Linked DNA regions of Homo sapiens: all the other regions are linked to region 3. A link is a loop called in an ENCODE intact Hi-C map of the cell type or tissue named here. Cell type or tissue: endothelial cell of umbilical vein. All regions are shown on one strand.

Region 1 (5,000 bases), 160 kb after region 3:
ATAAATGACTTAAAGCTGGAACTTATATTTAAAAGGGAAGCAGAGAGTAAGAGTTTGGAAAATTTGCAACCTGGCCATGTGGCTGCTGAGCAACCACTTGCTAGAGAAATTTGCATAACTAAAAATAAGGCAAGTGCTGGTAGCCAAGACAGTGGGGAAAAGTCCTCAAAGGCATTTCAGAGACCTTCATGGCAGCCCCTCCCATCACAGGCCCTGAGGCCTAGGAGGCTTCCCTCCTAGGTTTCCTGGGACAGACCCAGGGAGTGTGCTGCCCTGCACAGCCTCGGGACACTGCTCCCTGCATCCCAGTCGAACCCCATCTAGCCATAGCTCAGAGGAGCCCAGGTCGAACCGCAGCTCAGACCACAGCTCCAGAGGGTTGATAGTTTGCAACCTTGATAAAATGTGATGAAAATGGCACTTTACCCCTGTGATTCTCTCCAAAAAATGATAAGCCCAGACTAATTGTTATTTTTAAAAAATCAAGGAAATGCAACTTGAGGGACATTCTACAAAAATAAAATAAAATAAAATCAGCTCTCCTGAAAACTCTCAAGGTCTTAAAAAATAAGTCTGAAAAATTGTTATAGCCAAGAGAAGCCTAGGGAGGCATGAGGATTCAAATGCAATGTTGGATCCTAGATGGGATCCCAATATAGGAAAAGGACATTAGGTGAACCAATATATGGTAACAAATGCATCATACTAACGTAAGAAGGCAATAATAGGGGAATGCATTTGCAGGTCCATATAGGAACTTTTTGTACTAGTTTCACAATTTTTCTTTAAATCTAAAACTGTCCCAAAGAGAAAGTTTATTTTTAAAATATGTTACCCAGACTTTTTTTTTTTTTTTTTTTTAAGATGGAGTTTCACTCTTGTCGTCCAGGCTGGAATGCAATGGTGTGATCTTGGCTAACTGCAACCTCTGTCTCCCGGTTTCAAGTGATTCTCCTGTCTCAGCCTCCCGAATAGCTGGGGTTACAGGCACATGCCACCATGCCTGGCTAATTTTTTGTGTTTTTAGTAGAGACAGGGCTTCATCATATTGGTCAGGGTGGTCTCGAACTCCTGACCTCAGGTGATCTGCCCACCTCGGCCTCCCAAAGTGCTGCGATTACAGATGTGAGCCACACTTCTGGCCACATTACCCAAACTTTCTTATTGCTACTGTTTGAAGGAGCACTTCATCGCACAATTCCAGGAGACACCATTCATATAATGGTATCTCCTGGAGTTGTTCAAGGCTTTAACACTTTTACAATTTTAATGGCTTTTTCCTAGGAAAAGCAATCACATCTGTCATGCATCAACTTGTTTTTCCTGTAAAACTTAGCATACGTTGATTACAGATCCTACTTAACTGATTTGTCCAGCTAGGAAAAGTTGGGCAGAACCAGTCTTTTATAGGCAAAGGCATGGAAGGCTCTTTCCCTCTTGTAATGCAGACATCAACCCAACTACGATATGAGCAGAGGGCATAGAGGGAGCCAAGTTGGAGAGATATGACTGGCTTCTCCTGTCCTGACCTATAATCTGTACTCCACTCCTTTATCCACCACTAACATTGATTATGGGATAGGACCCATAGCATGGCAAGATAGTGTTCCTGTTGCACCAGGAACCAATTCAAATGGATGGGAAAGCAGGGATATGGGTACTGTGTTAAAAGGAGAAGTGACAGCATTCCTGAACACTGAAAAGGACATTTCCAACATCCGAAGAGATGCTACATTTTCCAGCTTGCTAGAGAGAAAGGCTGAAAGATAAAAACTTTTGTTGACTTCCTCTGCAAACGAGCATTTAACTGAAAAGTGTAAATGAAATTTTAAATACCAATGAAATGTGATGCCTTCTCCTGGTATTTGGTCCATAAATTATGTTGCACCAGAGTTTAGATCATAGTTCGCCCATTTCAGACCAAATTCATGGTCTTTTACCTTCTGTTCCTATAAATTATAAACCCCAGATGTGTCAAATTGTATAATAAACACATAAAAAGAAATTTGTTTTTTAAGGAATTTCATAAATTTCTTGTTTTACCGAGTTTTATTGGTCTCATTTTAGTGGGACAAAAAACAAATTAACCTTTCATGTTTTCACTTGTTACATTGTAGAGAGACCCTGAATTGTTGGGACGAAAAAGGGAAATGCTTTTCTTGGACCAATTTTTTGATTGGTCCACTTGCTGAGATAAGCCTCCTGCTGAATCAAATGTATGTTTTTGTGTTTGGTCTTGGATCTTATCTGCCTGCAGCAGCAGCAAGCTTAATAGCAAATGAGGTTCAAAAAGATGAAGCAGCTATTTCAGCCTCTTATCCTAATGTTTTCAAAGAGCTCTGTAGATTTGGTCATTATGCCCATCCTAATCAAACTGTCTGAAAGCTTATCTTCTGCCACCATTTCCTACAGACTTTCCGCAAAGCAACTATGATTTGTAATCGTTAGTAGAATGGTATGTGGTATGTAAATATATGTAATAATTATATTTCTAAAACAGTCTTTGTGACCATCTTTTAAAGGATCTCAGCTTGACAATGAATTGCCTATTTTTAGTTTTCAAATCAGGGTATTTTTCAATTATCTTGCAGTTGATTTTCTAAATTCACTCTTCAATTCATGAGAGAAATGGCTTTTATAGGGCAAATACATACTATTTGGGCATTAGAGAGGACAGAGATTATTTTATTCTTTTTGTATTGAATAATTTTGCAGGAAGCTGCTGCTGATTACAAGGAGAGTTATATGTATTAAGATTGATAAAGAGAAATATTTTTAAGGCTTTTAGATTTCCCTATAAGGAGATAGGATTTACATTCCAACTTTGATTTTCTTCAAAGGGATCCTGTTTGCTTAAATTCTCAGAAAATATGATTGGACTTCTCAGTCAACTGAGCTGTAAGAGTGGTGAAGAACCTGCCCTCAGGAAGGGACCTGTCAACATTTAGAGGGTGTGGGGGTGGTGATATTGGGGATGGAGACTGGCATGATGGAAGGGATGAGGCCTAGAACACAAGCATATCGAACCCACTTGCCTCTCTGTGAATGGGGCTCTTGCACACAGCCAGGCCTGACTTCCCTCCCCGCTGTTCCCACTCACCCAGCACAGTAGACTGATCCAGCCCTGCCAGGAGGTGGCTGTCCTTCACCAGCGCCAACTCCTGGCTGCACGCTGTGCTTCACAGAGCCTTCCAGCCCAGCCAGCTTGGCTGTCGGGGTCTCAGATTTCAACTCAAGGTGCCAGCAGAGTCCCTTCACTAAAATCATATTTTTTCACCTGATAATTTGATCATTTTACAGTTGGTGGGTTTCATCCACAAAAAATGGTTTTCTAAAAAGTAAAATCTAGTGTTGTCTTCATGATGTTATATGTAGGACCACTACCCGGTAAAAGCCACTGAGAGAACCTTGGTTAGAAAAAACACTAGTTCATCCAGGTGCAGTAGTGGCTCATGCTTGTAATCCCACCTATTTGGGAGGCCAATGCAGACAGATTGCTTGAGCCTGGGAGTTCGAGACCAGCCTGGGCAACATGGCGAAACCCCGTCTCTACAAAAAAAACAAAAATTAGCTGGATGTAGTGATGTGCACCTGTGGTCACAGCTACTCAGAAGACTGAGATGAGAGGATTGCTTGAGCCCACGAGGCAAAGGTTACAGTGAGCCATGATCATGCAGCTACACTCCAGCCTGGGCAACAGAGCAAGACCCTGTTTCAAAAAAAGAAAAAAAGAAAAGAAGGCACCAGTTCAGTTGTCTGATCCACTCCAGGTCTGACCACACTATTCTAAATTCTTTCTTTTCCAGAAACTAGAGACAACTGTTTTTAAAATAACTATCTTTGGGAATATTATGAACTTTATGAACATTTCCCTGCAGATAATCAAACTAGTCAAATACTGTTTGTAGGCTGGGCATGGTGGCTCATGCCTGTAATCCCAACACTTTGGGAGGCCAAGGTGGCTGGATCACCTGAGGTCAGAAGTTTGATACCAGCCTGGCCAACATGTTGAAACCCTGTCTCTACTAAAAATACAAAATTTAGCCGGTGTCATGGTGGATGCCTGTAGTCCCAGCTACTCAGGAGGCTGAGGCAGGAGAATCGCTTGAACCCGGGAGTGAGACTCCGTCTCAAAAAAAAACCCAAAAAAACAAAAACCAAATACTATATATAGAAGGAAACCAAAATCACAGTCACACAAAGACTGTGATAAGACTTTGTTAGAGTGAAAGATTCAAAAAATTTATATTCTTTTTTCATACCTCGAAGTAAATTATATGCAAATATGTCCTAACATAAGCAAACTCAAAACTAAAAGTATGAGCATCAGTATTAATAAATTAAGGGGTTATTTTATTTGCTTTTCTTTCTTTAATATTATTTGCTTTTCTAAAGCTTTCATGATATAATTTATATAAGTAGATAATTCCTATGGTAGGATTCAGGAAGAATTTGATTCATTTTAAAATGTAGCTGACATATAATTTTTTAATTATTGAAAAGTATACATTCAGAACAGTGTTTTAAAACAACTGAAAAGTTTAAAGAAAATAAAATGAATACCTGTATACTTATTACACAGATTTAAAAAATCAAAATTTAGAAGGCATCTGTGAACCTCTCCTCAATCACAATCCTCCCCACAGAGGTAACTACTCGTCTGAGTTTTATGTCAACCTATTCCCTTGTTTTTCTTCATTATTTCATTACTTGTCTATTTCCCCCCAAATAATATAGTGTTTCATTTTTTTCTGTTTTTGAACTTTGCATAAATAGAATCATACTTTTTATGTTTTTGTGTGACTTATTTTACTTAACATTACTGTATGATGTATTTCAATGTATGAATATATTCAGTTTTTTCTGCTGATTTATATTTGGATTGTTTCTTGCTATTAATACTATGAGCAACCCTGCAATTAATAAACTGAAATGTATCTCCTAGGTTACACGTGCTAGAAATTCTCTCAGATTTCTAGAAGTAGAGCTGGCTTGTAAAG
Region 2 (5,000 bases), 110 kb after region 3:
ATTGCACTCCAGCCTGGGAAACAAGAGCGAAACTCCATCTCAAAAAAAAAAAAAAAAAAAAAAGAATAAATAATGAACTAATTTAAAAATAAATAAATTTTATATTTAACCAGGGCAAGCTTAAGGTAAAAGATCAACTTTCACCTGTAACTTTGATGGAAATCCTCCATCTGAGGACACCATTAAGTGATTTCTGACGCTAAACTGGGGCTAATGGGGCTGCCTGGATCCCCTAAGAATTTTGCTTTAGAAGTACTACCTAGTCGGTCTTAAAGGTTTGTTATTTTACTTTTGGTCCCACTTCCCAATGTCAGTGTCAGAGCTGTCCTTGAGACTCCTCAAATTTGGGCAGGGCGTGGTAGCTCATGCCTGTAATCCCAGCACTTTGGGAGGTGGAGGCGGGTGGATCACCTGAGGTCAGGAGTTCGAGACCAGCCTAGCCAACATGGTGAAACCCTGTCTCTGCTAAAAATACAAATTAGCCGCGAGTGGTGGCGTGCACCTGTAGTCCCAGCTACTCAGGAGGCTGAGGCAGGAGAATTGCTTGAACTGGGGAGGCAGCAGTTGAAGTAAGCCGAGATCGTGCCACTGCACTCCAGCCTGGGCAACAAGAGTGAAACTCCGTCAAAACAAAACAACAACAAAAAACAAAAAAAACTCCTCAAATGTGAAGCTGAGAATTTTGAAGCTCATTTATAAATTCACACCACCCTTGTGGGAGGGGAGAGAAGGCAGATCACATCTCTGGGCTCAGTTGGGGCAACCATTCTAGGATGCTCAGAGAGACCTGCTCCTAGAAATCCAGAGTTTCCTAAAAGCTGGGATCAGAGTTCTGGCAAGAAGGCTGTAGCCTGGGCCTTGGCCCTAGACCACCAAAAAAGTGAATACAGGCTTAGGCAGTGTTCATAGAGGCCCAGCATCTGGAACAAGGGTGCTGCTGTAGTCTGTGCTGGTCAGACCACACAGGAAGAATTGTTTATTTTCCGGATACTATGATTTTAAAAGGATACAAGCAAATTGGTGTGTATCAAAAGGAAGCTGACCAGAATGTTGAAGGGACTTGGAAACCAAATCACTAGTTACTTTTCAGTGGTTTGGGCTCCAGGACTGGAGGGGGTTTAGGGTGGGGGGTAGAGGATGGTGTTAGGCAGCATAGATAATTAGAACTGTTTTCAGATATGCAAATGCTGTTTTGTGAAAACACACACACACGCGAACACACACAAAACAAGAAAAACTTGTACTTTAGGTAAGGCCAGAAAACAGAACTGGGACCCGTGGGATTTAAGCTCAACATGAAGAATCTGTAAACCATTATAGCTCTTCAAAAGTGGGCTAGACTTTGTAAGCACGCAAGGTTTAAACTGTTCAGGTAAAGACCAGGAAGCCCTCCAGCTGCTCTGTCCAGACCGAGGCCGGCTCTCCAAGTCCGCGCTGGGGACGATGGGAGGTGTGCACCTGCGACAGAACACAGGTACCGCCAGGTCCGGGTAGCGGTGGCTTTTCGCCGAGGTCCCCCGCCTCCGCATACTTCTTGCCCTCGCTGCTTCCCCGGCCGCCTCTCCTGGCCCCACTCCTCGCCCGGCGCTCGCCGCTACAACTCCCGCCTGGGCTGGCGCGAGACCCGCGAGCGCCGGAGTGGGCGCGCGGGATGCGCGCGGGCCGGCGCCCGGAGCTCTGGGCATGCTCAGTCGCGCGGGCAGGGCTCCGGGCGCGAGCTGGGCTCCTTCTGCACCACATTCAGCGGCTGCCAAGAGGAGCCGACGGGCGCTCGCAGGCTCAGCGCGCGCTGCCCGCGGCAGGACCCGGCCGCCTCCGCCGCCGCCGCCGCCCCTAAGCCTCCCGAAGCCATGGCCGGGCTCGGCCACCCCGCCGCCTTCGGCCGGGCCACCCACGCCGTGGTGCGGGCGCTACCCGAGTCGCTCGGCCAGCACGCGCTGAGAAGCGCCAAGGGCGAGGAGGTGGACGTCGCCCGCGCGGAACGGCAGCACCAGCTCTACGTGGGCGTGCTGGGCAGCAAGCTGGGGCTGCAGGTGGTGGAGCTGCCGGCCGACGAGAGCCTTCCGGACTGCGTCTTCGTGGAGGACGTGGCCGTGGTGTGCGAGGAGACGGCCCTCATCACCCGACCCGGGGCGCCGAGCCGGAGGAAGGAGGTAACTGCCGACTCGAGGGGCGCGGCCGGGGCGCGCGCCAGGCCCTCCCCCGCCGCCGGCCGCCGTGTTGCCTGGGGAGTCGCGCCATTGGCCCTCGGGCTAGTAGTTCACAACTTCCCGTCGGGGGGCGAGTGTGTGTGTGTGTGTGTGTGTCAGAGAGTCAGAGAGAAGTTCATTGTTCACACCTCCCGGCTGCCGGCAGCCTTCTGGAGGATCCGATTCAATGTGGTTGTACGGTCTCGGGCAGGTGGGTGGGCGGGGGATTCCGTCTCACGGGCATTTTTATTTGTGAAAATTAAACGGCAGCGACGACAGTGCAACTCTGAGTGTTTCCCAGGGAGCGAGGGCCGCGAGGGGTGCCGCTCCGGTAGGGCGGGTGGAGGCTGGGCGTCCCTCCAGGGGGCAGCGCCAGTCGTGACACCGAAGCCCCCAAGTCCTGCCTGGCGCTCGGAGCAGGACAAGCTGGATGAATTAACGGGGTGTCGGTGCCCACAGACCTGGGGCTTCTCAAGTTAGTTTTCAGTGGTGGCGAGTGAGTCCCAAAGAACGGGACTAGTAAGTGAATGAATGGAAGGAAAAGTGTTTTGTTGGTGAGCTGTGCTAAATGTGTGCATGAATGGGCTAGGTTTGAAAAGCTGTACTCTGTGCGGTGTTGGGTGTGTGTGCTAGCGAGCGTGTTTAATTAGAGATGGTTGTTTCACAAATTCCATAATTTTTATTCTCTATATTTTTAAACTCACAGCAATTAAGAGAGTTTTTCTGTTCTCAAGGGTTGTAACTACTTTGAAATACTGCAGCTTGTGAAATGGCTGATTGCTTTAAGTGCAATGTAGGTTAGTGGGGAGAGACAAATAGAGTGAGATTGGATTTTAAAATGCCATCTGGCCTGGGATTCTTCTCATTGCCAGTTAAGAGCCCAGGCTCAAGACTCCGTTGCTATTGGCATCCAGTGGCATTGCAAGAAGCTAGTGGTTTCTTTCATTTCTGGAGATTTAAGAATTTTTTTTCTATTTTGTCTGTATTCACTTCACATTGGAAATGCCTCATAGAGCTTATGATAAAATATGCTTATTCCTCACCTGCTCCACTACTTGGTTGATGGAATGCCACATGGTCTGAGAAAATAAGCATATTCTACTAATTTCTCATCGAGATAATCAGCTTTTATTTCACCCTCCATTAACAGAAAACCAAAAGAGTAACAGATCTCTGCTAGCCCTTTGATGTCTTTGCCACACCTCTCCATCTTTGAGTCTGTGAGATGTCCCACTCTTTTAAACTGATAAGGAATGTAATCCCATTTGAATACTTTCTAATGCGTTCTAGGCCAAATGGCAGAGCTATGGTTTGAACTTAAAAGAGCAAAATCGATTTCAAAACCCTTTCAAAATGGCACTCTTTTGATGAGAGTAGTCCAATTTCTTCTCAAGAGACTGTCACCATATTTATTCACCCATTTCATTTTATTCCTATAATAAAAGCTTCCAAGCTTTGGCCTCCCTGATACCTAAGTGAGCAGTGATCTTTTTCCCCTGCCTAGATTTTGAAGCATACATTTTAAATTGGTTTAATTCTGATATCAGCCTGGTGGCCCACTGCCAGAAGTCACATGGTGTAGTGGATAAAAACATTAGACTGAATCTCAGCTCTACCACTTTCTAATTCTGTGACCTTTAGGGAGTGTCTCTTGCCTCAGTTTTCGCATCTATACAGTGGACATAATAATACCTGTTTCACAAAGTTGTTGTAATAGATGTATTAATCTACCTGAAATTCACAGGACAGGACATTTGATGAATGTTGACTATTATTATTCACTTAACTATGGATCAGGGAAGATTTACTCCGTTAATAAGAAGTCAGCTATACACTGATGTAGTTAGTGACATCTCTCTACTATGTGATACTGCCTCTGGGTTTGGGTCTCCTGCTGGTGCCTGCCTTTGCATTGCACATGATCTGGGTCACCAGGGTAACAGGCCTCCCAGGCAGGGAGAGGAATATGGGCAGTCAGTGTTGGATGGGATGCTTCTGGAGGGCAGAGTCATGTAGGGCAATGCTTGTAGAAATCTCTCACGGCACCAGCTCACCGCCTTGGTAGGTGTTAATGCTTGTTGAGTGAGTGGATGAATGAATGAATGATGAATGAAATGCTAATACAAGAAGATAGTTACTTCAAGACCCTCTATGGATTGCTGTATATTTTTTTCATGTGATGTCTGCATTCCCAACTGTGAAAATCCACAGTAGCCAAGGAATTATTTTAAAATTATTGTCACTGATCTCTGCCTCTAGTCTTGTCAATTTTCCATTCCATTCCCACACTGTAGCCAAGCTGGTCTTTTAAAAACTCAGATCTGATCCTGTCCCTTCTCTGACTAAAATTCTCAAGGGGCCCCCACTGAGCTTAGATAAACCCATTGAGCTGGGCTGTGCTTGCCTTTCCAGCTTCAGCTTCACCTCTGATCCCACCCCAAGCATCCCCTGATCCATGGATCGAGCGAGGTTCTTTCACTGAAGCTCACCAGACTATTGCTTTTATTTTGTCCGGGTACTCTTCCTCTTTCCTCTCTTCCCTTTTATCTGTCTTAAGTTCTCAGCTTACTGTTATCACTATTATTAGCTAATATTTATTGGGTACTTGCCACTTGCCATACACCATACCAGATTTATGATGTGCATTTCATTAATACTCACATCAACTCTTTGAACTCAATACTATCATAATTCCTATTTTAAAGTTGGTGAAACTGAGGCCTGGAGAGATTAAATAAATTGGCCAGGGTTATAGAGTGTAACCTGTAAAACCAGGATTTGAACTCGGGTTTAGAGAACTCCAAAGCTCTA
Region 3 (5,000 bases):
CACACTCAGTAGAAGACCCCACCACAAGACAATTTACTTGAACATCACCAATACCATTAGTGTGATTGATAAACTTTCCCTGCAAGTTTCAAAAACTTTTTGCATAATTTTAATAAAAATTATCATGTAAGACTCATATGCTCTAGGATAACTACTTATCCTTTTTAATGTTTAAGGCTATTCAGACTTCATAATTTAGCAGTCTTGCTTGAAAAGGCCCTTAGTGCTAATGCTGACTTTCCTGATAAGCACAATGAGAATCTGTCAGGATGAAAACACACTCCAGTGAAGAGAATTCTTGCAGGAAGGAGTTCAGTTTCATTCATTCCAAAGTGCCCTTTCATAAATGGAAGCAGCATTTGCTAGAGGGAGTGGGATCTCTAAAGCTCTGTTAGAGGGTTAGGGGTGGGAGACTTTTCAAGACAATGGATTGTCAGGTGTTATGCAAATACAGTGAGGAAAGTGTGGGCCCAACACGTACACAGGTTAATACATCAATTATTATTTACAAAACACTGTTTTTCCTGCCTTATCATTTCATTATTGTTTCCTTCTTAATGAAGTGACGGGGGGCGGGAGGGGGGAGGAGGGGTGCAGGGACAGTACTGGTTGAACTAGAGAGAGAATGGAGAGGAGGGTTCCTGGCTTCTGTTGTGGCGTCTTTTCTATTTGACTTCATGGTTGTAAGTATTTCCAGATGGTGAATCAGACACCAGACGTAACAATATTTCCATATTTGGGTATAGCAGTAGCCTGCGTTTTTAACATTTTTCTGCCTCTGTTATCCAACCACAAAGCATTCTTGACAGCTTCAAATGTTGTTAAATATAGATTTAACTTCTCTTCCCAGAGCAGGAAATTCTTTGGAATTCCTTGTTTTTCACGCAATCTGTCCATCATGATTTAAAATAAAAGCACAGTGGATCATCCAACTGGCCGTATATACCTTAATTGGAGGTTGGGGATGGGGGACGGCAGAGATCCAGTCTGCCGCACTGCGTTCAAACACACGCCATTCCAGAGATTCCTTTAAAATCACATTAAAGTTTTTTTAACAAGGGTGTGTGGGTTTGTTTCTGGACTTCAACTGGGGAATCTTGAGGATGAGTTTGCCCCAGAAGAGAAATTTAGAGAACCTTACCGTCAGCTGCCCATTTAAAGCAGGGGGTGTGTTGTGGGATGGGGGTGGGAAGCTGGAGCAACAGGGCCAGGAGGTGTGGGAGCGGGAGACACTAGAGTAACCTATGTGCACAGCCTCTCCATATACCATGTGCTGTTGCGCCTGCTAGTAATCGACGACATTAGGCAAGAGAAACAGCGGCTCCTCAAGTCCTGCCCAAAGACCGTCCAGAAACCCCAGCCTCCCGTCGCCTTCTCGCCGCCTCCGCTGGGAGCCGCAGATCAGTCCAAGTTGACGGACAGGAGGCGAAATGTGCAAATGTTTATGGGTAAGTGTTGCTTCGGGTGCTAATTCTGTATGGCTCTTTTGCTAGTTTCTCCTTCACCCTCCCCATACGGGTGCCCCAGGAGGAAATAACGGACTGCCTTGTTTCCTTGGGCTGCCTTGGATTGCAATCCACGGAGAAGGGGCTACTTGTCTTCTGCAGCTCCTGGCTTCGGGCTGAGAGATGGGGACGTCTCTCAACCGCTGCTGCCAGGGAATTTTAGGTTACCTAATGAAGGGCTCACTGTCTGGCGGCAACCGAGAATAATAACGGTAAATCTGGCGACTCCAGTTTCCTAGCCCTAGGAAGGCTCTCAGACTAGCGTGCATCCGAGTCGCCTGGAGGGCTAGTTAATGAATGGTTCTCTGGGTTCCCACCCCAGAGTTTCTGATTAGTTACATTTCTAACAAGTCCCCAGGTGATGTTGATGCTGCTGGTCCGGAGATCACACCCTGAGCACCACTGCCCTGGACGACCGGAGTGCCTGTAGTAGGGGTGTGTGTGTGTGTCTTCATAGATCCTCGGCTGCACACCCAACCTCACAACTCCACTCTTCAAAGCCACCTTAATGAACAGAACTTAATGGTGTCTGCAAAAGACCGGCTTTAAGGTGGCGCCCCCGTACCATCCCATTTCTCTCCTCTACCATTTCCCCGCCCCCATCCCCTTGGCTTGACAGCCAGGAGAGCCCCAGGAAGCCAGGATCCTGGTGGCTGCGGCAGGAACTGGGTGGCCGACGCGCGGAGAGGGCGGTCGGCTCCGGGACCCCTGCGGAGGGAGCGGAGAGGGTCCGCACCGCGAGAGGGTGCGGGACGCGAGGCATCCGGACGCGCCTGCCCGGCTGCTACCGCCGCCCCCTGCCGGCCACCCCGCCCGCGCGCCCACAGTCACCGCGGTTGCCAAGAATCGAGGTTTCCGGCGGCGCGCGGCGCAGGACGTTTCCAGCCCCGGCCCATATTTGGTGAAAGTCTTTCAAGACTCCGTCATCTAGCTTCGGGGGGCGGTGGCGGTGGCGGTGGCGGCGGCGGCGGCTGTCCTGCGACCCGGCCTGGCAGGCTTGCGGCCGCCGCGTTCCTGAAAAGTGCGCCGCGGCGGCCCGCGCCCAGGCCTCCCTCCGCGCGGGACCCCGGAGCGTTGCGGGCGGCGGGGTAGACCCGGGCAGTTTGGCCCCAGTCCTCACCCCTCTGAGGGCCGAAGTCCGCCCTGCGCTGCGTGGGAGGCTGGCGCGGAGGGCGCCGCGGCCCAGTTGTGTCACTTTTCCCGTCCGCCCCCCTGTTGACTAGTCCTCCCAGCGGGGCAGCGAGTTGCCGTGCTGTGCCAGACGTAGAGGGTGCGTCCGGCGCAAGGGTGTGGGGCTGTGTGTGTATGTGTGTGTGTGGGCGGGGGGATGTTCGGAGGATGGCGTTTGCGTGGACACCAAGCGCACCCGAGAGCGGGACGTGTAGCCAGCTCTGGGGAAAAGCCCCGAAGGGCCTGGATTCCATTATCCCCAGAAGGGACACATGGTAAAGCTGGCTCTCGGTTTCTCCTGGCCTCCCACGACCCCTTCCCCTCTTCCTCCTCGAGAAGTTCCGCGTGTGGGGAGCCCTGGATAGGAAGTCCTGGCTCTGCCATCAGTAGGCTGTGGCCTTGGGGACGCTGCTCATCCTCTCGGGACCTTGCCTGCTTCTCAGTAAATTGGGAAAGGAGGCAGCAAGTAGTAAAGCCAGAGCAGCTCCTTTCAGGGCCAAATCTCATGTCATCCCCTCTAATAAATTAGTCAGAAATTAACACATTATATAGGGTTCACATAGGTTGGGCATCATTTTAAATGCCTTCTATATATTGATTTGTTTAATTCTCAGATGCCCCATTGAAGCAGGTCATCTTGGTAACACCATTTTCTTTTTTTTTTCTTTTTTTTTAAATTTTATTTATTTATTTTTATTATACTTTAAGTTTTAGGGTACATGTGCACAACGTGCAGGTTTGTTACATATGTATACATGTGCCATGTTAGTGTGCTGCACCCATTAACTCATCATTTAACATTAGGTATATCTCCTAATGCTATCCCTCCCCTCTCCCCTGACCCCACAACAGGCCCCAGTGTGTGATGTTCCCTTTCCTGAGTAACACCATTTTCTATCTAAATGAAGAAATGGAGGCATGGAAGGTAAGTGACTAGCCAAGGTCACTCACCTAGCCAGCAGCGAAACTGGATTTGGGCCCAGATCATAAGGTCTCACACTTAACTACTGTGCTATACTGCCTACTCTCTATCTCTTACCTCAGACATTCAGGCCCATCCTCTTCTCCTGGAAATTTACCTTTATTTAACTCTATCACAGCTTACCCAAATAGTCTAGGTGAAATGCATCAGATATAAAAAATAGTTGATAAATTACCTGAAGCTGTGCTAACCCCTGAGAATTGCGTAATGTACTGGCTCTTAGGAAGGAGGGAGAAAAGGAGTGTTGTATTTTAACAGAAAAGGTCTTAATGCAGATACATATATAGAGTGGTCTTTAAGCACCTTGGCAGGCTGGTGGGGAAGATGTTTAGGACCTCTGGGGTTCTTTTGACACCTCATAAGCCACATTGTTCAGGCAATCCCTACTTCTGGAATAAGGCTTGGCCTGGTAGGAGTTGAATTTGTCATTGAGATAAAGGTTTCAGCATCACTTACTTGATGGTTCATCAGTCTGGGTGTTCACTGTGGACCCAGTCTGTTTTTGTTGTTGGTTTTGTTTTGTTTTGTTTTGTTTTGTTTTTTTGTAACATGGTCTGGTTCTGTCACCCAGGCTAGAGTGCAGTGGCATGATCTAGGCTCACCATAGCCTTGACCTCCTGGGCTCAAGCCATCCACCCGCCTTAGCCTCCTGAGTAGCTGGGACTACAGGCTCATGCCACCACACCCAGCTAATTTTTGTAGAGATGGGGTCTCCCCATGTTGCTCAGGCTGGTTTTAAACTCCTGGGCTCAAGCGATCTGCCCATCTCGGCCTCCCCAAGTGCTGAGATTGCAGGTGTGAGCCACTGCACCAGGCTCCCCGTCTGTTTTTAACCCGTTTTCTCCCCAACTATGTTATAATTAATTACATATATATATATATAGAGAGAGAGAGAGAGATGGGTTTTCACCATGTTGGCCAGGCTGGTCTCGAATTTCTGGCCTCAAGTGATCCACCCGCCTCGGCCTCCCAAAGTGCTGGGATTACAGGCATGAGCCATAGCGCCTGGACTAATTACCCATATATTTGAGGACAATGTATTTACCCTTCCCTGAATCCCAGATTTATTCAGAGCTTGTGATGTGTCATGGCATAGTGCTAGGTACTGGTGACATGAGAAAGAGGATTTTAATATTGAACGTCCCCCGCAGGACTGTAAGGCATATTGCAGAAGTGGGTACATAAATGCTGTGTGGATACTTCACTGCCTGAGAGGAGTTAGGGGGAACGACTAATCTGGGGCTGAAAGGATGAACAGGAGTTTGATAGCAGGGCAGGACATTTGAGAGGAAGGGAACAAGGCCTTGACTGGGCATAACAATCAGTCTGATGCACTGGACCAT
Region 4 (5,000 bases), 230 kb after region 3:
TGTCTTCCACAATGGTTGAACTAGTTGACAGTCCCACCAACAGTGTAAAAGTGTTCCTATTTCTCCACATCCTCTCCAGCACCTGTTGTTTCCTGACTTTTTAATGATTGCCATTCTAACTGGTGTGAGATGGTATCTCATTGTGGTTTTGATTTGCATTTCTCTGATGGCCAGTGATGATGAGCATTTTTTCATGTGTCTGTTGGCTGCATAAATGTCTTCTTTTGAGAAGTGTCTGTTCATATCCTTTGCCCACTTTTTGATGGGGTTGTTTGTTTTTTTCTTGTAAGTTTGTTTGAGTTCTTTGTAGATTCTGGATATTAACCCTTTGTCAGATGAGTAGATTGCAAAAATTTTCTCCCATTCTGTAGGTTGCCTGTTCACTCCGATGATAGTTTCTTTTGCTGTGCAGAAGCTCCTTCATTTAATTAGATCTAATGGGGCAATTATTAATTGCTAACTAACATAGAAATATAAATACTCCATGTTATTATAGACAGGCAGGAAGACAGATGAATAGAGACAAATATATCACTTATAAGTGATAAAAGTGGTATTGGCTTTGTTTTTCCCATTTTACAGTTCAAAATACTGAGACCTGATGAAATAATCATTTTGAGTGGGATCTTACAGTTCCAGAAACAAGTTTCCTGGGCCCTGATTCCCCTGGCCCCAGTTGCCCAACCTACTCCATACTGAATCTTCTTTTTTAATTAGAAAACCTTTTCTAATTATTTTGCCATAGATTGGTTCTAGCCGAGCTTGTCTGCTCCTTCCGTGTCTTTCCACCTATCTCCTGACTTTCCATTTTTTACTGGTATCCAGGATCTGAGCAGTCTCAGGATAGGTGTGAGTTTGGTACCAGATATTTATTTTTTCCCTTGTAAACCTTGATGTCTCAGTTCTTTCCTCTGTAGAGAAGTCCCTGGTCACTTGGGCATCTCTTTAAAGGGCATATTACTTAAACAGAGGTGAATTGTGCCTTCCTGTGCTACACACCGAAAGCTTGATTACTTCTCACCTCTGTCACTGCTCTCTGAGTACTTGGTTCCTTCAGAATCTACTTCTTACATGTTTAGGTAAAGCTGAGAGCCCCAAGGGTTTCTGGGTAGTTTTATTGCATTTGAAATACTTTGTAATGGGTTGCAATCTACTCTTGGTTAATGAAGTGGATTCTTATGGAGATCATCATCTTGCCATTTGAGATTATAGTAGAGTTAATAGTGTGTGCATTGTATATTTAAATGAAATCATCCATCTAGGAAGAGTTTAGCAATTCTCAGCTAAAAAGCCCAGAACACATAAATTCATTCATCCACTCATTCATTGATTCATTTAAGATGGAGTCTCACTCTGTTGCCCAGGCTGGAGAGCAGTGGCTTGATCTTGGCTCACTGCAATCTCTGCCTCCCACTTTCAAGAGATTCTCCTGCCTCAGCCTCCTGAGTAACTGGGATTATAGGCACCCGCCACCACGCCCAGCTAATTTTTGAATTTTTAGTAGAGATGGGGTTTCACCGTGTTGGCCAGGCTGGTCTCGAACTCCTGACCTCAAGTGATCTGCCTGCCTCGGCCTCCCAAAGTGCTGGGATTACAGGCCTGGCCACCACAACACATTTAATACAGGGTACCAATCTAGGGAAAGAAGAAAGGAAGACATTATTACTGCATTTTACCATCCATATGGCAAAGGTACTAGAAGTTAGGTTGGTTTGAACAAATGCTAGATATTTAACAGCAAGTCTGATCCTAGAAATACTATTATTTAGGCCAAATTAGTTTTTAGAGCAACCTGCATTTCCTATAGTTTTTCTCCCAACTTTGCATCTCACCTTCATACCCCTCTACCTGTAAAAAAAAAAAAAAATAATGTAAGACAAATTAATTAGCACACAGGCATTAGACCTGTTTGTACTCTTCCAGAAGGAATGTTTGCCTTCTCTAAAAAGATGAGTACTCCAGTTACTCCAAAGTTTGAACAAAAGAAGCCAACCCCCCCAAAGAATAAATATTCTATTCTTTCATGCACATAGTTAAACAAGAGGCAAAGCTACTCTCTACTGTTACCTGTCAGAATAATAGTTATTTTAAGATGAAGGGAGGCAGTCATGGTCCAGAGGGCCACTTTGTGTGTTATACTTTATATATTACACTTTGTATACTTTAATTTTTTAAAGTTTAGGAAAAATATATATGTTACATTGTTGGAAGTAGGCTATGATTGACTTACAGAAATAATTCTCCAATAACTAAGTGTGCCTAACTCCTAACCCCCTGCTTTACCATTCTACATGATGACTGTCTTTTCCACAGACTACCCTGTTTTTAATTTTTTTAATTAAGGGGGAAAAAGACATAAGAAAGAGTAAATCTATACCACATCTCACCTTGTTCTTTTTCTAGATCCATCCCTGAAATTGCCTTCTTTTCCAAAAACCTGGATTAATTACATGCTATCGTCACAGGAGGACAGATAGTAATATCTGCCTCAGGAGGGACTCACAGTAATTCTCAGTAATGATTTTTAACTTGACCTCATTGGTAGCATTCACTCTTCCAGTCAATTGGAGAAAAAAAAATTTTCTTAAGGAAGGAAAGATGAAGGGAGGGAGGGAAGGGAGGGAAGGATGAAGGGAGGGAAGGGAGAGAGGGAGGGAGGTCAGGGGAGGTGGTACCTTTAGCTAAAACTTTCCTGAAACTATTCAGAGGAGGAAGCTGCTGACCCCACCTGGGAGGGACTGCAGCACTGACCGGCTACAGGACTGTGCCATCTGCTGGCCGGGCAGCAGGAGGAGCATCCTCACCTTCCTAACCCCGTGGGAGAGGAATTTTTTGTTGTTTTGTCTTGTTTTGTTTTTGTTTTCATTTTTTTCATATATTACATTTGTGTATATTTATGGGATACAGCTATAGTTTTCTTTGGTGGACTTTTTTAAAATTAGTAATTCTGTTCTTTTGTATCACAATAAATTATTACCTAAAAATACTTTTAATAAAAATACTACAAGGACGTGGTAAGAAAAGAATTATGAGATCACCACTCCATTTTTTGTGCCTTTGTCATGTAAATGGAGCTTAAATACAGTATGTGGTTTTTCAATAGACTTGTAATTTTAAATTAAAATGCTCACAATGCATCTCAATGGAAATGTCTTTTAGGTTTCTTATCTACTTCCTGAAATAACTAACTGAATTTCTAACATTCCTTGAATGAACACAAGAGCTGCTTTGTACCTCATTTAAATTGCATAGCACACAGCCTGTTTTTCTTTTGAATGACTAACTATATAATAGAGATCACTCAGACTGTATTTCCTCTTGTTTTGACTCAGCTGCAGCATTGCTTTTATGTCCAAAAATGTCCATGTTATTTTATAGATGGTCATATAAAAAATGAAGATGGAAAAACCCTTAATGTGTTTGGATTTTATATGCTTTTTATTGCCTGGAATTTCCTTTAATGACAACTAGCAAAACCCAAAAGACAGAATGAGAACTAACTAGCTCATATCAACAGGGTGATTGAAATGGAAAAAATAAAGACTTTGCATTTTTAGTTATTGTTGTCACAGGGAATTATAGTGTGTAGCCACAAGATTTTCCACTTTGAGTCTCTGCTATGAAAGGCATACTGACAATCCCATTGTAGGTTTAATTTTGTCTTACTATCTGGCTGTTGTATTCACCAGCTCCACAAAACAATGATTTTTTTAAATCTGCCATGCGTGTATTAAGAAATTAAAACACAAAACCAAATAGCTTCTGAATTTGTAACAACTGTTTATGCTCCTTTTCCTGGCAGCAGTTGCCTCATCTGACAATATTCCCAGAGCTGTATGCCAACAAGGCTAGGGTGGCCAAAATAAAATGTTTTGGCATAATAAGCCAATAAATAATTTGAAGCTATGACACCAAAACAGCCATGCTGAATTTTAGCATTAGTCCCAAGGCAGGAAGAAGTCAAAATTGGCCAAGTAGGAGAAAGGGAATAATGTGCTTTTTTTTCCTTTTGGGCTTTCAAGAAAATGTCAAAGGGAAAAAGGAATAAATTATATTTAAAAGTGCTGTTCATCCTGTCCAGTATATACTAGACCATCAAAAAGTATTAAACTGACTCTATAGGATATTGTAGGGGTAATCATCTGTTGGATGGTTGGCCACATAGCCTTATAAGGGGCCTTTCAACCCAAGACTCTAACTTCTGAAAGAAAAAGTCTATAAGTGACCTTAAATTAGTGGTTCCTAGTGAGAGTGGTTTAAAGGCATCTGAGTAGCTTTCTGAAAACATACTACCCTGGGTTTATCTCAGAAAATTCTGATATTCTGGGTCTGGAATGGAACCCAGGCATCTGCATTTTTTAAAAGCTCTGCAGGTGATTCTAATGCACAGGCCAAGGTTGAGAGCCACTGCTTTCAAGGATATCTGCAACTTCCAAAAGTGCCCAGCTTACAATCCCGAATAATGTGCACCTGAAGAAGCCAACGTTTTTGTCATACAGGTGCAAAATAACATATCCCGATTACATTAGCAGTAAAAGTAAAGAAAGTATTCAAATTAAAGCCATAGAAAACTAGAAACTTCTTAGGTTTTTCCTGCCCAGAATTAAACATTGTATAAACTTGAAATATAATACCTAACTGGGTAATAATTTGGATGCCATGATTTAATCCATTTGACATGCTAAAATTCCTCATTAAAATATTCCAAGTTACCAAAATCACTAATGTTATCATTTTCTGAGAACAGGAAGCTTGCATTTGACTCATATTCCCATACCTCCTCCTCCAACACACACACACACACACACACACACTCATAGAAAAACCTAACAACAGGACCTGATCTTACTGTGTGAAGATATATGCCAAAAAGGGGGAAAAAAGTTAAACTTCACACTATTACTGATATTAGAGAATACCTTACTTTTTAAAATAATAATCATATGTTGATTCTACTAAAGAAGCATAATTGCCTACAGGGCCAAAATGCCCATGAGGAC
Region 5 (5,000 bases), 130 kb after region 3:
CTTTTGAGAGGGGGCGTTCTCTTCCTTTCCATGTGCCCTGAGGACTGGCAGGGGACAGCTATAAATTCAAATTGTGGTTCCAGTGCTTATTAGCTGTGTGGCCTTGAGCAAGTACAGCATCACTTTCATCATCTGTAGTGTTGAGGTGGTTTTGACTACCCTATAGCATTGTTATGGTGAATAAATGCAATAATACAGGTAAGGTACTGAGCAGTACCATGCACAGAGTAGCTCTTCCATCAGTGATCAGTCCCTCTTCTTTCTGCCTTTATATGCTTTTTGTCTTTCTAAAGGGCTGCTATTCAAGCCCCTAAGGATTGAGGCTGTGCCCTTCTCCTGCTATCTTCTCTTCCTGGAAACTGGAGACCTCCATCCATTGGGCTGTGGCCAGACCACCTGTGGCCTGCCCAGACTGAGATTCTGTCCAGCAGTTGGCATTCATTGCTCTTGTATTTTGGACCCCTATGCTGACTCCACCTGAAACATGCCAGGAGGATGGTAAGACCATTAGAGATATGCACTTGATCCTCAGCTGGCAGCCGGGCCAGTCACCCAGCGCCTGTGCCACTCTACAGGCAGGTCTCTTGTGGGCACTGGCCTCTCTCCAGCTCATGGTTTTAGGAGTAGGTCATCAGACTCAACTGAGTCAAAAGGTACTACCCTTTTTATAATTTCTCTTCATCCTCTGATCTTCTAAGTGAATGAATACTTAGAGATATTTCTGCCATTAAGCTTATCATCTGATCTTGAACTAGTCATATATTAGCATTTGAATTCACATTTTAAGTATCTTTACACATTCGATATATTTTCCATTTTAAGTACTTAAAAAATTCCTCTTACATTGCAGGTGAAATTCCACCTGGAATTGAGTCTCAGTTCCACTTCTCAGTTACATCATCTCAGGCAACTCAAAAGTTTCAGTTTCCTGTAAAATACCTTTATGCCTTCTTCCCAAGGATGCATGAAGATCAAAGTTTTTTGAATGCTGTGATGCTTTATACAACAGTGATTACAGTGGCAATGTTATGATGAGTGAAGGATTGTACGTATGGTAATAGTAACATTATTATTTATGGACTGGCGATAACTAGCCTATTCTTGATGATATATCGGATTGACTAGATTTGACCAATATCCTTTGCACAATAACTGTGACACCAAGCTGTGACAACCTTAGAGAGAGGTCCTGATAGAAAGAGACTACTCTTAGAAAGCTTCGGTCACCTGTAAAGACCCAGACCTACCACTTATTAGCAAGGTGAACTTGGCCAAAAAAACTTTTGATACAGGTTTGTCACCTGTAAGAAAGGGTGACACTACTTTTATTTATTCAACAGGCAATTGTTGTTTAGTGCCTACTACATGCAAAACATAAAGTAAACAAATATGATGCCTGCCCTCATGGAGCCTGTAGTTTAATTGGAGAGATAAGCATGAAATAAATAATCGCAAATATATGTGTAATTAAAAATACCAGTAAGTGTCCTAAAGAAAAAACGCAACTTGTCTCATAAAGTTGTAAAATGTCAATAAGAGACCTTACTTGCAAAAGACCTGAGTATCAGCTTTTAGATGAGACCGGTGTTACCTGTGTTGCAGAGGAATTAGTGGATTACCCATGCTGTTGCTCCTGTTTGTATACCTCTGATTTTATTCTTAGGAATATTCCCTCTCTCTGCTGGAAGGGACAAGAATCCTGCCCCTGTACTCCAGCACCATGGGCACCTGCTTCTGGCCAGCTCTGACTTCTTGACCCTGTAGTCTACCTCTCTCTCCAGTACAAACACACCTCTTCTCCACCTCCCAACTTCATCTGCCACCTGTTCCTGCTGCCATGCTTTCCAGAGATCCAGCCCCACCTGCTTGGACTTTCACCCACCACACATGCATCTCCGTTGTGCTTCATGTAGTTTTCAGGTTCAGAGACCCCTTCCAGTGTTATACACCTTCTCCCAGCTAATCCTTCACCCGCAATAAACAACAGCAGTATCGTTTATCCTGTATTTACTGGGTGCCAGCACTTTAAATCCATCATTCTCTCTAGCTGTCTTGGCCCCCTTCCAAGCCCTGGAAGCCATCTGGCTATTAGAAGAAATAAAGTGTCCCTTGTTCAATAGGTCTGTTGGTCAGCCTCATCATTCTGCTGATGGCCCTACCCCACCATGACTCTTATTCATTTCATATGCTCAGGTAGTGCCTTGGTTCCATTAACTGGGTTTACATCTTGACCCCTTTTGTTGGTTTCCTACCTAGATTCCCTGCAAAAGACCCCAAGGCTGACCTCTAGTCCTCATATGAGAGAATCTCTCAAACATACTGCTATGTCCTCTTGGTGCCATGTTCTGCCAACCTTCTCATATGTCTGCATTGGGCCAGACACCAACCTGCCTTATGCTGGCCTGTGCCCTCAGCCTAGCCCCTTCTGTGGGGGCCCCTGATGCCAGCTGCCATTCTGAGTCTTCTTTGTTTTGCCCAGAGTCGGAACCATCCCTGGTCACTGGCCTTGTGCTATTGGGCCATTTTACTGACGGGACTCAGAACCAATGTGTGCTTTTATATTTTAAAGTATTTACTAGATTTAGCCTCTTAGGAAGTTTGAGGTACGATAACTTGACTGAGGCACACCCTTAACTTTGTCTCTTTCCCCTTCTCCTGTAGTAACTAGCTATATAGCTTATCAATTAAATGCTACTTTTCTGTCTCAGTTTAACAAACTTGTTCTTGGAATGCTCACTAAACTGAATCTAGTCCAATTTTGTAAAATTTGTAAAATTCTTTGCTGGCAGAAAAGAAATTTCACTGTGTTTAATTAAACAGATTAAAATGTGATTTTCTCAATTGTCAAAACTGTTTTTGATAGATTTCCTGTGTTTCGTGGGGTTTTTTTATAAAAGAAAAATTATTCACATTATTGTAATTCCATATTATGTAGAACAGGAACAAAGGAAGTGATGCAGATCCTTTGGCAGAAAGGTCATTTGAGTCACTGGAGTGTCCTGAACCATAGGGGAATTAGAGCTCCTATTGATGGGATGCAGAGCACATTTCTTCAGATTAAGACACCGCTCATTTATGTGGATGTTTTTCATCTGAATATTTGTGCCAAAGGAGAGCAACAGAGGGATACTCACTTGTAAACAAAGGGGGGTGGTACAAGGAGGAAATGAATACTTCATAGAACTCTAAAATAAACCAACCAGATTTTCAGAACCTCTCACTCTTAATAATTCCTGCCATTCCTTATCTCTTAGAGCAGAGATGATTGAGAGAATTAAAGAGTAGGCTTAGTAATGGTGAAAACACAAATTCTGATTGGTAATCCAGGATAACAACTTCAAAGTAATAGACCTTGGTGTTCTAACATAGGGGTGTCCGATCTTTCGGCTTCCCTGGGCCACATTGGAAGAAGAAGAATTGTCTTGGGCCACACATAAAATACTCTAACACAATAGCTGATGAGCTTAAAAAAATCACAAAAAAATCTCCTAATGTTTTAAGAAACTTTACAAATTTGTGTTGGGCCGCATTCAAAGCCGTCCTAGGCCACATGTGGCCCATGGGCCATGGGTTGGACAAGTTTGTTCTAACAAGAAAGGATGATGAAGATGCTGGCTCCTGACTACAATGGGTGGATATTTACTGCTGAACACACAGCACTGTATAGGGTCTCCAAGGCCTCCATGTCATCCTTGGGTTAATTAAAATAAGGGATGAATTTAGGGATGCAGCCGGCTCCTCTTTCTGATGATTCAGCGTGAAGGAAGAGGGTAGTTTTGCAGAGAAGAAATCCTTCCAGTGTTTCTGTCAAGGATTAGCCTGTTGATGAGGAAATTCAGACATCAAAGGTCAGTGTAGCTTTTGGTTAACATTTTGCATAATTCAGACTGACTAAACTTACAATTCCTGGTAACTCCATTTGAATCTTTGGCAAGCCTTGGAAGTAAACGGGAGCTACCTCCAGGCTCAGACTAGCAATCATATTACTAGGTCAATGATTTTACATTCTAGTCAGATTCCTTTAGGTTGCAAATAACTGAAACATATTCCTGCAAGAAGGAGGAGGAAGATTGTAAGGATAGACTCAAATAGAAACCACAGAATCATTAGGGACATGAAGTCTCTCTTTCTACTCATGCCATCTCTTCTCACTGTCCACTTGCTTCATTCAATTCTCTGGTTTATCTTAAGCTTCCTTGTGGCCCACTCGAGTTTACTTCATATTCCTGTAACTTAGCTGCTGTGGCTTTCTGACTCAGATTTCCAGTTTCTCAACTTAAAATGTTTAAATGGAGAGCCTCATGGGCCCATGCTAATTTTTTGATGCAGGCAACCAAGTGATATATAGCTGGCCAGCCTATAAATAGACTGAATTCAGTTCAGGTGCCCAGCTCTGGTTCAACCAGATGTAGCTTCAGAGGCCAAGATCAGAGTGGGTTTGCTTAGAGCAGCAGGCATATTTTTGCATATAAATAGGCAGGCAGTGATTGGTGTCTCCTGTGTAGCTGACCTCCTCATGCTAATAAATGAATCCAAACACTGACCTGTCATGAAAGAAAGAGTGCCTTGTGTGGGGAAGCCACATTCTGATCTTTTATTCCATTGAGTTTTAAAATTCAATGATGACCACCTTTCTTTCTTCCTGTTGAAAGGTGGCCTGTCCTATATCCTTTCAGTGAGACACACGTCTCTCCTATCCTAGGTGAAATTTAAGTATAATGTAAAATGCTGTTGCTGCAGGAATAGTGTACATCAGGAAGAAAAGGGGCAAATAGGAAGAGAGAAGGAGAAGAAGAAAGGAGGAGGAACTAACTGGAAATGAAATCCTCAGTTTCTACCCAGAAACTTGATACATCTCCATGACACTAAGCCATATGCTAGAGGATTGGGGGAGGGGTGGCAGGAGAATTGAGGGAGAGGGAGAGGAAGGGAGGTGGGATTGAAACAAGGGGGCAAATAACAGGAAGGAAAGGATTTTGGATATTAGGCCTCAAAAGGTA
Region 6 (5,000 bases), 250 kb after region 3:
ACAATGCAGTCTGGTGGGAAATGGGCTTTCTAACTGGCTCTCTATCTGTCCAGAACTAAGTGGGTACATGGGACCCGAGTGGGCTCCATCTCTGGAGCAATGCTGCCACACGGACCCCGGGAATACCAGTTTCAGGGTCCTTGGGGTTTGAGAGACTCTTATGACTAGGATTTCAGCAGTCAACATGGGAACATGTACCACTGGGAATCTCTCACTTACCCTTTCCTCTCACTAGGGACCCTCTCTGGGCTCCCAGCTGATTCCAGCCAGGCTGTCTACCTTGCCTCCCTCTCCTTCAGTATCTCAGGTGTTTTCTGTCACTTCTCTGCTGAATTCCAGCATTCTCTCTTAGATGTCTATTCAAAGTATGATTATCTACTTGCTATTTTGGCTCTTCTTTGCTGGGGAAACAGGTGTCCAGTACCTCTAGTCAGTCATCTTAAAGCCCCTCTCAGGCAGTGTTCATTTTGAACTAGTCTGTGGAAAGACTATAAAACATGAAAATATGCTATCAGTTTTAGAATGTTATCCATAGCTATATTGGCTCAGCCTTAAAAAGACCTCCAGGGCTTGATGCTGGTATGTTGTCAGGCTCTCAATACACTCTTGATGGATGGATAAATAAATAAATGATTTTAGATATGCAGTAGCAATGAAGAGTGTACTTGGGCATCATATATTGTATCAATAGACCATAGTCAGTTGTTTTTAATACTGGTTTAGCTTTGATATGTTAAGATGGGTACATTATGTTATATATATATATATACATATATGAATATAAAGATCAATTATGAGTGACCCAAAAATGTGCTTTGAATATTCCCTAAACATCTCTAACTACCTTTTATATACCTTTGCTTCAGAGTTTGACCAATAAGTTCTAAATTGTTCCATGAAACAACATAGCCCAGGATTTTTTAAAACATAATTACCATTATACAAAGAAAGCATGAGTAAGAAGCAAGAGAATGGAGTGGGCTTTCAGTCGTTTGGATGAGAAAATTCCCAGAAATGTTGGGAACTGCCGGAAATGCCTGGTTGTTAATGCAACTTGCCATGCAGATTCTCTTGGGCTGAAAGCCAGACAGTTCCCACTCTATTTTGTGACAGCTCCACCCTGGGGAACAAGGCCAATTCCTCCAACCAGCAGCTGCATAACAGACCATGACAGTGTGGCCACAATGATTCTCAGAGCTATTTCCTCCCTACAGCTGCGTGCCTTCTTCGTTAAGGAGTTGCCTATGATAAAAGTGAGGTTGACTGTCTTTTTACTGCTAGCATACTCTTCATGTGCTTGTCCTGCCTTAAATGATAGCTTTTCATCTCCTGAAGGCATCTCTTTCCCTTTCCCACCTCACACTGCCATTGTGCTGAGCCCGAAGGGGGCGTACCATAAAAGATTGTTGAACAGAGCTGACCACCAATTGATCTAATCCCCATAATAATCACTCAAATTAGTTTCCATAAAGTGGAATCATTCCTTTGGCAAAATTCAGAAAGGGCATTCGGAACAGCAACTTGACTTCTCAGATCTTTCCCCCAAATCCTGTAGAACTCATTTGTATCATTCAGAGTTGAGTCTGGGGCCTCTCAGGATATCAAGTAATCTGCTCTTAGGGAAAGGAATTTGTGGTGACGTGTGGAGGGTTTAGGTGTGTCTCCTTTCCATTCTGGCTTGAGACACAGTGAGAAGCAGGAAGTACAGTCCCTGGGGTTGGAAAAACACTACATACAGCACTGGAGCAGTACCACCTCCTCCATGCTTTTTTAGGAAAAAATGTTGGAACAGAACTAAACGGCCCAACAGCTGCATTCTCGGGATATTTGAAATGGTGCTCATCTTTTAACAAAGCCTCTGTGCATCCACAAAGGGGAAACAGAACCTGTTCCTTGGCCTCACTGTTGCTCAGTCCTCAGGAGCCTGAGCTCTTTGAGGTGATACCCTACCAGACAGGATGTGTTAACACATCCTCACAGTGCCCATTAGGGTGTAAAAAGGGAAAGATGTTCAAGAGCAACACAGCCTTCCTGCATCTTTCTCTGCATGTTCCCTGCTGAATGGCCAGCACCCTGTCTTGTGTACATACATGTGTCTCCTAAACCCAGCTACAAATAAATGGTAAGCTTATTCAGACAATAACAACATACAAGAGAAAGGAAAATAATTACTCCAACAGGAAAGGAGAAATCTGTTCTTTGCCTCGAAAGACAAAATCTCTTTGTGTTTATAATAAGCACCTTTAGCATTTTCAAGGGGGAAAAGCATATTTCTTGTTTGTTATCTACAGTTACCACTTCATACATCCCTTTTATTTAGAAAGGCTACACCTGACATAACTTTTGTAATTTTTTTCAGTTAAGCAGAACTACTCACTGCTCCAAATGGGGCCTGTTCATTATTAAAAGTCATTTCTTTGGGCATATTCTTAAATCTGTCTTAAAATGATAACCGTGGAGTCTTGATAAATTAATTGAAAAGCTTCTCCTAAGGTAGCTTTGTTGGGGTTTTGTTAAGACATTTATTTTAAGAGTAACTCTCAGTAGAATTTATCAATGAATTACTTCATATATTCTCAGCATTAAATTATTTCCCCACTAAAGATATTATAATTCCTTTCCTCCCAGTAATGAAAAATTGAAACTGTCCTCAAATAATTCTAAAGTAGGTACTGGCCTTTATGTTAGTAAGTATAGGAATGTCCCCACCAGAAGCTTTAAATGATAAAAAATAAGGCTCAGAAAAGGAAGAAGCATTAAAGAATGAAGAGTGATTACAATTTCAAATACATGCCAGTAACTGAAGAACAATTCAAATAGGAACCAAGTAGGGGAGAGGATTGTTCACTCAAGGAGGTGAGGTTGGGGGATAGGGCAGAGCATGGAAACAGCTGAAGTCAACTGGACAGGCCCTGTCACTTCAGTGACACGTGGTACTTTCTGAGATGGGCACAACCTTGGAGATTTTAGTTTGTTTCCTCACTGGTAAACAAGAAGTCAGCACTGATAACAATCCCTGAGAACACTTCCTCTGGAATGTATGACATTCCATGCTTTTGCTTTGTAGTCACCTCCGGACATGCATGAGTCACACTGAGAGGTGGGGAATTTGCCCAGACCGCTAGATCCAGTGAATAAAGTCAGGCCTAAGAGATGTAGTCTTGCCATGTTTCTTTCTCTTTCAATTCATCTGGTACTAAGAGACATGGGTGATTTATTTATCTGTGGGTAAAGAGTACAATGAAGCTTCTGCAGATCACAAATTAAAATGGAAAGCCAACTGGCAGTTATCTGGTGATTATGAGTGGTGGGAGCACTTAGCCTGAATGTGTGGGCCAAAATATGCCACACACAGTTTTCCCAATTGCTTAGAAAAGTAAGTCAATGTGAGTAATAGATTTTCTAGATTTTGTTTTGTTTGTGTCTAGGTTGACCAGGTAGCAGTGGTTGTGTATACATGTTCTAAGGATCTCTCTGAGGTCCTCAAACCACTGGGGTCCTACTTAGTAAACCTCTGGCTCAGAGAACTGCCTCCCCAGTTGTCTGGAAGAAATTCTGAACTTCTTGGGTAAACTAGGTCCAATTCATGTGACAGGATGACCGTCCAGTTCTGACTGCAAACATGAGCAGACTGGCCATCTTGGTCCACCCTCAACAGCACATAATAAACAGAGATTTAGACATAGTGGAATCCCATTCCCTGCACCTGGAAAAAAGCACGTTTGTGAGACTGACCAAAAGCTATTGTCTAGAAGTTTCACAAATCCTAACTGCCACCTTGCATATCGAGGCAGCCCCACTCTACTATGAAGAAGTCAATCTGCCCATTGGGTTTATGGACTATTTTACTAAATTGGGGTCACAACCTGACAGAGGCTTATGTGTTCGGTTTGATATACACAAAAGTTTTTCTTTTCTTTCTTTCTGTGAATGCCCTTAGGTGCCACATACTCTGCAGGTAATTCCAGATCCAACCCCCTGTTGTCTTACTTTGTCATCCAGAGTCATTTGAGTTAGGACCACAGAGTATAGTGCCCTTCTGTATGGCTTTGAAAAACAGACAAACCTTGGCCTTGTTGATTTTAGCCATGTTTTTTCACATTAAAAATAATGAGTTGTATTTCTGTTTCTGGACATAGACCATACCTTGTTTCTCTGAGGGAATTCAATTGTTTACCCATGTGATTGACCACACAGTTCATCACAGTGCCCTCCTGAGGTTCTCTGTAGCGTTTAAAAAGGTGAAAGGAATGAAGAAATGAACCAGTTAGTGCAAACATATTTTGGTCACCTGCTATATGTCAAGTGACTTGCAAGAAACAAAGAGGGAAGTGAACCGACTTTTATTACACATTTAATATCTGCTAGAAGCTTGTGCTAAGCATTTTATGTACATTATCTGTTTTGGGGTTTTTTTTAAATAATCTTCAGAGTTACCCTGTGGAGGATAGGTATAGCATTCCCATCCCATTTTACTGCTGAGGGAATTGAGGCTCACAGGGCATATGTGACTTTCCCAAAGTCACACAATTAGTGTGTGGCTGAGCAAGGCTTCAGACCCAGACCTTTCTGACTCTGAAGCCCATGCTCTGTCCACCTCATTATGCCTGGACCTGCATTCAAGGAGGTAGCAGTCTGGTTGAAGAGAGCAAAACTGCACAAAAACTCATAGTAAAATTTGTCCTTATTCCAAAAACTTTGGGAACTTTGTAGCAATTATCTCTCTAGGGGATCTAGGTAGAAGGGATGCTAAGCCTGCAACACTACTAGATTACATGTTAACGTAGGCCTTAGAAAGAAGGAAGCTGAAGAAGTAATTGTGAGAATATGGTAGGTCTAGTCTTTTATGGTTTTTAAGACTAAGGATTAGACTCCAAGACAGATTATCTGTGGCTCAGGCTGGAGTGCAGTGGCACTATCTCGGCTGGTGGCAACCTCTATGATCTTCCCACCTCAGCCTCCTGAGGAGGTGACTACAGGTGTGTGCCACCACACCCAGC

Evidence for each region. Peaks named below come from ENCODE experiments on the same cell type or tissue, not always from the same donor. Only the 100,000 strongest peaks of a DNase experiment are listed, where the experiment ranks them.
Region 1: it touches region 3 in a loop (5-fold over the local background); 17 of 110 quality-filtered maps call a loop at or near these places.
Region 2: a loop joins it to region 3, with 9 times the contacts of the local background. A loop is called at or near these places in 25 of 110 quality-filtered maps.
Region 4: it touches region 3 in a loop (13-fold over the local background); 10 of 110 quality-filtered maps call a loop at or near these places.
Region 5: a loop joins it to region 3, with 9 times the contacts of the local background. A loop is called at or near these places in 2 of 110 quality-filtered maps.
Region 6: a loop joins it to region 3, with 10 times the contacts of the local background. A loop is called at or near these places in 22 of 110 quality-filtered maps.

What each region holds. Positions count from the first base shown.
Region 1 is chr1:85,415,402-85,420,401 of GRCh38, reverse strand. The region is part of intron 1 of DDAH1 (dimethylarginine dimethylaminohydrolase 1); the gene reads left to right. Among named protein-coding and RNA genes, the nearest start is that of DDAH1, 47 kb to the left of the region's middle. In endothelial cell of umbilical vein, no CTCF peak of the experiment used is centred here; DNase peaks (open chromatin) are centred at 2,391 and 3,041; H3K27ac peaks cover 2,223 bases.
Region 2 is chr1:85,461,896-85,466,895 of GRCh38, reverse strand. It overlaps DDAH1 (dimethylarginine dimethylaminohydrolase 1), which reads left to right and starts at 1,737. Exons shown (of 6, transcript NM_012137.4): 1 at 1,737-2,153. The coding sequence starts at 1,851. RefSeq lists silencers at 1,479-1,888, 2,129-2,328. In endothelial cell of umbilical vein, no CTCF peak of the experiment used is centred here; DNase peaks (open chromatin) are centred at 1,675, 2,195 and 3,635; H3K4me3 peaks cover 3,284 bases; H3K27ac peaks cover 3,493 bases.
Region 3 is chr1:85,574,432-85,579,431 of GRCh38, reverse strand. LOC124904208 (a long non-coding RNA gene) reads left to right here and starts at 2,386. Exons shown (of 2, transcript XR_007066201.1): 1 at 2,386-2,406; 2 at 3,528-5,000. It also overlaps a transcript of DDAH1 not described here. RefSeq lists an enhancer at 1,503-1,562 and silencers at 2,043-2,322, 2,433-2,632. In endothelial cell of umbilical vein, a CTCF peak has its summit at 2,310 (motif pointing left); DNase peaks (open chromatin) are centred at 791, 1,371, 2,351 and 2,771; H3K4me3 peaks cover 2,428 bases; H3K27ac peaks cover 3,372 bases.
Region 4 is chr1:85,342,202-85,347,201 of GRCh38, reverse strand. All of the region lies in intron 4 of DDAH1 (dimethylarginine dimethylaminohydrolase 1), which reads left to right. Among named protein-coding and RNA genes, the nearest start is that of BCL10, 68 kb to the right of the region's middle. In endothelial cell of umbilical vein, a CTCF peak has its summit at 2,790 (motif pointing left); DNase peaks (open chromatin) are centred at 3,331 and 4,871; H3K27ac peaks cover 4,268 bases.
Region 5 is chr1:85,446,617-85,451,616 of GRCh38, reverse strand. The region is part of intron 1 of DDAH1 (dimethylarginine dimethylaminohydrolase 1); the gene reads left to right. Among named protein-coding and RNA genes, the nearest start is that of DDAH1, 16 kb to the left of the region's middle. In endothelial cell of umbilical vein, no CTCF peak of the experiment used is centred here; a DNase peak (open chromatin) is centred at 3,046; H3K27ac peaks cover 2,874 bases.
Region 6 is chr1:85,327,193-85,332,192 of GRCh38, reverse strand. All of the region lies in intron 4 of DDAH1 (dimethylarginine dimethylaminohydrolase 1), which reads left to right. Among named protein-coding and RNA genes, the nearest start is that of BCL10, 53 kb to the right of the region's middle. RefSeq lists enhancers at 2,875-3,453, 3,929-4,098. In endothelial cell of umbilical vein, no CTCF peak of the experiment used is centred here; DNase peaks (open chromatin) are centred at 1,092, 1,742 and 3,012; H3K27ac peaks cover 4,938 bases.